Linked DNA regions of Mus musculus: region 2 is linked to region 1. A link is a loop called in an ENCODE intact Hi-C map of the cell type or tissue named here. Cell type or tissue: heart. All regions are shown on one strand. Links, peaks and the distances in the headings refer to the core of each region. The heading gives the core; the rest is flanking DNA.

Evidence for each region. A loop is a pair of places that touch in the nucleus more often than their neighbours do. Peaks named below come from ENCODE experiments on the same cell type or tissue, not always from the same donor. Only the 100,000 strongest peaks of a DNase experiment are listed, where the experiment ranks them.
Region 2: it touches region 1 in a loop (3-fold over the local background); 7 of 42 quality-filtered maps call a loop at or near these places.

Annotation. Positions count from the first base shown.
Region 1 is chr8:79,710,350-79,713,252 of GRCm38, forward strand. Abce1 (ATP-binding cassette, sub-family E (OABP), member 1) reads right to left here and starts at 1,391. Exons shown (of 18, transcript NM_015751.2): 1 at 1,194-1,391. It overlaps Anapc10 (anaphase promoting complex subunit 10), which reads left to right and starts at 1,414. Exons shown (of 5, transcript NM_001357234.1): 1 at 1,414-1,495; 2 at 2,804-2,903. The coding sequence starts at 2,816. In heart, for the core only: no CTCF peak of the experiment used is centred there; a DNase peak (open chromatin) is centred at 1,382; H3K4me3 peaks cover 2,246 bases; H3K27ac peaks cover 1,564 bases.
Region 2 is chr8:81,013,819-81,016,721 of GRCm38, forward strand. It overlaps Usp38 (ubiquitin specific peptidase 38), which reads right to left and starts at 1,088. Exons shown (of 10, transcript NM_027554.2): 1 at 1-1,088. The coding sequence starts at 618. In heart, for the core only: no CTCF peak of the experiment used is centred there; DNase peaks (open chromatin) are centred at 123 and 1,233; H3K4me3 peaks cover 2,167 bases; H3K27ac peaks cover 2,018 bases.

The DNA.
Region 1 (2,903 bases), core at 404-2,903:
ATAGAAAGACACCTGAAGAGGAATTATTACAGGAAAAACTTTTAGGAATACAAAAAGATCTGAAAACACTTAGAATGTTTTTCTGAAACATATTTTTGTCTTTGTTGTTTCATTTATAGAGGTGAGCTAAGCAGTGCTATGAAAAGATAAAACCTTAAATACATTTTGGTTCAAAAATATTTAAGCTTTTTGATTATAGTGAATACATTATCAACTGACAGACACAGGGTGACTACTTTCAGCATACAGGACCATAGGCTACAATACAAATGTTACTCTAACTCCGTAGTTTGTAGTCCCTTGGAAGAAAGGGCAAAGCAATAAAAGCTTTTTGACAGCTATTCCTTAGTTACCATTTTTACCATCAAAATAGAGAAAATACTTATGTAGCTCTTGAGGTTCAGAAATTCACCTTTGACCATCATTTATTTGCAACACATACTAAATACCTACAATGTATTAAGCCTAGAAAGGATATTTAAAGGCATTTTGAAGACAGCATCCCTGATGTCAAGAAGCCGAAGAGGTAATAAACAAGAGATTAAGTCACTAATGGGAAGAGGACAGGGTGCTACAAAGTGCTTCTCGGAAGTCCTAAAGACAGGCACTCAACTCGGAAACTCACTTGGTCTACTAACCGCAGTCCCAACTGAGAACACGTCGCTCTATGAGAAAGATAGAACGTTTGCCTATCATTTCCATAAAGTCTGGGACTGGACTAGGAGCACTGGACTTCATGGCGGCAAGATGCTATGAGTCAGTCCACAATTATTAAAAAAAAAAAAAAAGGATTACTTCTTACAACCAAATGCCAACATAGCCGTCTGACTGTGAGGGGAAGCTTGGGGGATCTGCTGGGTGCGGAGCGTCCTCCACAGAAGGGTTAGCTTGAGGGTGGGAGCGGGGGTGGGGGGAAGGGGCAGTGGAGGGTGGCGAGCAGAGGCTATGGCATCTGCGACCGTTCTCGTGGCAGCGGGCCGTGTCTGGAATACAGACGCCCTGAGGCCGGGATGGCCGAACGGACGCGCGCGGAACGCTCCGGCGTCCCAGATGTGCAGCTGGAGCCGGTTGCCACGCGCTACGGTCTCCGCTACTGAGGCCTAACTTACAGGCGTTCCGACTGTGTCCCTAAGAGTCTTCCCAAGGTGGCAGCCGGCCGCCTAACACCAAACCTCTCCCGCGAATTCTCGTACCTGGAGACAGCGGGCCCCTTACAGCGGGGCGTGCAGTAGCCAAAGCAGCGCTAGCCGTCAGGTCTTAGCACACAGCGTGTTCTTACCGCCACCGGCAAAGATGGCGGTGCACAGCCGCCGCCTCGCGCAAGGCATGAGGGCATAGTGCGCGTGCGCGACAGAGCGCAGAGTCGGCGCCCTGGAGGGAGTGATGACGTTGGTGACGTCATTGCGCCGCGACGCCAATGAACTGAGGGAGCCTAGAATCGTCGAGCCGCAGTGGGAGTGGCGGGGGCCTGAGAACCGGAATTGTGGCGAATCAGGTGTGTAAGACAGCGGCTCTCCCTCGGTTTAGAGAACTGTGTGCTAGCGGGCGCAGGTAGAGCCCTTCTCCCTAGTCTCGGCGGCGTTAGGCTTGCTGTCTCCTCAGGCTTTGTGGGCCTTGCTAATCCGGTAAGACGGAGGTGGTAGGCAGGATCCCAAGTCTAATTCTCAGCTCCTTCAGTATTACTGTTTAAGGCCAGGAACCCATTTCTTCCCTAGCGTTTTGTCTCATCTACTTGGCTGTTCTTTGAATTTTGTTCCCGTGTCGAGATGGGCCGCCCCTCTCCCCCTACATCTCCAATGGCATGGTATTCATGTTTTAACGGAATGTATGTCTCTGTGATTATGTAAATTATAAATTATTATTGTTTGTGCGGTGGTTATAAGGATAGTTTGGAATCCAAAGGGACGTGTCAAGGTGGTGGTCTATAGTTATGTTAGCCTTGTAGCAGAACTTTATGGAATTTATTATAAGTATAATTTACAATAGTGTAAAGTAGCCATAAAAGTCACCGAAACAATTTAACATGGTTTTCACTCTCCAAGAAGTTTTTTTTTCATACTTTTCATAGATTTACTAGGATTAACAAAAGGTAAGGAGGATGAAGGAAATATGAGTGATTATTTTGCCATTGAAATTTTACTTTATTTTTTTTTTTTGATATATTTCTGTAGACAGAGTATTGATAGCTTATTTCTTTGCCGTCAGTGAAATTAGCCAGTTTAAGCCAGATTAGAGTATATTAAATGCAGGTTTATTGGGAAGCTGATCTTAGATGGGCGAGTTCACTAGCCCCAAGGACGAAGGCCAGGGAAATCTCCATGGGGAAGCGGGGGGGGGGGGGGGGGGTAGGAAAGAGAGAAGGGGTTGAGTGCACGCAGAGAAAGAAGTGGAAAACAGGAAGAGAGACCAAAACGTCTGGTTTATATAGGGAGAAACCTCTGGGGGAAGGGCAGCCCAGCCCTTGGGCTGGAAAGTTCAAGGTTCCAGGCAGGATATCCAGATAGGGACTGAGGGATGCTGGGAGAACCTGGAAGCCAGGTCCTGCTTTGGTATTTAAAATATGCATCTCATTCCCTGGTCCCGGGTCTGAAACCAAACAGGTATCTCTGTGTAGTCCTGGAGCTCACTGTGGTCGACCAGGTTGACCTGGAACTCAGATTCTTGTGCTTCTGCAGCCTTTGCCTCCCTGAGTACTAGGATTACAGATATGTGCCACAACGCTGGGCACTGAAATTCTGTTTTTATATTTTTGCAGAAGGATTGTCATGGCATGGTAGAATGTATATTGCTTGTCTCTCTATAGAATAATTTAAAAATGACCACACCGAACAAGACACCTCCTGGTGCTGATCCTAAGCAGTTGGAGAGGACAGCAACAGTCAGGGAAATTGGGTCTCAGGCTG
Region 2 (2,903 bases), core at 1-2,500, 1.3 Mb after region 1:
CCAAATATTCTGTAGTAAGGTACTCACTTTCGTTACCTGGGAGACATACTCCCGTAGTTCCTTCTCCTGAGTGGACACGCACTGGAAATGACCTATCGTTCGAACCAGCTGTTGACAGAAGGTAACTGACAGTTTCCCTTTGGGGACGCACTGCACGAAATCGGTCAGGAGGTCGCTCAGCCGGGCACAGAGCACTGGCTCCGGCCTCTCGCAAACCATTCGCAGGACCTCCACCTGGAGCAGGCTGAAGAGATCCAGCACCGACGGGCAGCTCATAATCAGCTTCAGGCCGTTGTGAATGTAGTCCAGGATGGCGACGTCCTTCCTGTCCACTGAGTGGTAGCCCTGCTGAAGGAGGCCCAACACGAAAGTCTTGTTGAAGAAGGACTCGAACTCCGGCCGGTGGTACCGCGCGTAGGCCTCCAGCACCTGGTGGCCCACTTGTCGCTGGAAAGGGTCCTGGCCCTCCAGGATGAGGCGGGTCGTCAGGTCAAACATGGCCTCGCACTGCGCCTCGTCGAGCCAATGCTCCGCGAACTCCACCACCTTCCGCACAATCATCCGCTTGAGGGGCAGCGGGTGCGAGGAGCTCACCAGGCCTTCCAGAATCTTGTCCATCGTCGCCACTCTGCAAGGCCAGGCCCTGGGGATAAAGAGCTGGCAGCGGCAGCCCCGGGGGGCAGCAAAGCGCCCCGGCGGGGAGGAACTTGGAGCCAACCAGCAGCAGGACCGGCCACCGCCACCGCCGCCTCAGCAGCCACATTTATCGAGTGGGAAGGCCCATCCGAGCCGGGACGGGAGCGAGCGATTCTGGGACGCCGAAAGGCTGCGGGTCCCCGCGGTCCGCCTCAGGGGCCGGAGGTCCGCATAAGGCTGCCTCGCTGGGCCCGCGACCTCTCCCAGCCTCCGGGCGCAGGGACCCTCCAGGCTGAGCTGGAAGGTGAGGAGCGCCTTCGTGTCCCGGGTCAGTGCGGAGCCCCGGCTCCCGCGGGTGGGCAGTTAAAAGTCGCCCTGGGTTGAGTCAGGAGGCACTGTCAATGCGAGTACCTCGATCTGCCAAGGAGAGGAGCCGGAGGCGCGGAACACCCTGAACCCGGAAGCAGAAATACTGGCGAATAGGAAGTGAAGCTCCGAGGTACAGCGGATAGGTCCGCCCTCGCCCCGCCCACTTTTTTCCGGTCCTTTCCCGGCTACGTTCGACCCATTTCCTGCTGGCCCCGCCCCTCCCCCTTCTCCATGTAGCTCCTCCCCCGATAGGCCGCGCCCCCTTCCCTGGCGCGCAGGCGCAGAGGCACGGAGTGAGTCACGCGGCCACTCTCACGTCACTGGAGACTGTGTGGTACGTCACTGGCGGACTTCCGGAGGCGCTGCTCAGGGAGCCTACTCTGAGCTCTGAGGTTCTTGTCGCCGGACGTGGATTCCGTCAGTGGTGAGGGTTAGAAACTCAGAGACCACTCAGCGCGAGCGAACCGAGAGTCTATACTGAGCCGCCGGCGACTGCCGGGGGGAAACCCTTCTCTCAGAGCAGCCGGAAGAACGCACTGTGCAGGGAGCTGTAAAAGGCAGAGAACACGGAAACACTACTTCCTTGTTTGCCGTTGGCAGGGAAATAAAGTAAGCAAGCAGCTTACTAGAAGCCCAAAACGTGCAGTTGCCTGAGGCATTTCCCCGAGTTTCTAGGACAGAGTTGGGGTACAGGACTTTTCACTTTCATCAGGGAATGATGGTGTCAGTTTCCGGGTAAACCAAAGATGGCTCCACCTGAGACAAAATGGAGGAACTTTTACTATGTCATAGTCTGAGACATGTTGCTTATGAAGACAATTCGAGGAAGTGCTATTAATTGTTTAAAATCTTGTGTCTGAGAAAATTTTGGAAACGCGAGAAGAGCACTAGTTGAGGAATGGAGGAAAGTATAAGAAAACAAACAAACAAACAAACCAAGCTTTGGGGGAAATCTTTCTAAAGACCTTGTTAGGCCCAGACATACTCCAATGCCTTAAATGGCTGGGTTTTTCCTCTGAAACAATTGCTAATGTAGAGAGAGTACTGGTGGCTCATATATTTAGTGGTGATTCAAAACAAGGTTGTTGTAAGAATAGATTTTTTAGCGGGTGGTGGTGGTGCTCGCTTTTAATCCCAGCACTTGGGAGGCAGAGGCAAGTGGATTTCTGAGTTCGAGGCCAGCCTGGTCTACAGAGTGAGTTCCAGGACAGCCAGGGCTACACAGAGAAACCATGTCTGGAAAAAATAAAAAATAGTGAGCTTTTGTATTCAGTGTTCAGTGTATAAGCAAGATCCTTCTCAGCTAAATTTAGACCCAGGCATAGTGGCATACACCTTTAATCCATGGAGATAAGGCCAAGCAGATCTCTGAGTTCAAGGCCAGCCTGGGACAAGCAGGTTCTAGGTGAAGAGCTTAACTCCAGGCCTGGTGGTACATGCCTTTAGTTCCAGCATTACAAGAGACAGCCATGTAGGTCTCTGAGTTCATTTCAGGAAACCCAAACTTAGGCAGAGAGGGAGTTAGAAAACAGAAAGCTGATAATAGAACATGGTGGAGGTGGGAGGACACATTCCAGCTTCAGCAAGCAGCAGAACTTGGCAGCTTTGGCCATGTGGCTCTGGCTTTAAAGAAGGGATTACTGGGACAATTGATGCTGGTAGCTGGAGCTAAGAAATTAGTGGTGATTACGAAGAGACCAGCGTCACTGAAGTGAAATCTTCTGGGAAGTGTTTTCTGAGAGCACAAAGAAACTGTGTTCCAGAGATAGCCAAGGCTAGATCTCGAGCTGCAGCTCTACGTGGTAATGTGTAAGGGTCACCCAGGTGGTTTTGAAGGCGTGAAGTGATCAGAAAGAGCAGCTGAGGCTTAGCACTGTGCAAGGCCATGGATGGCCATT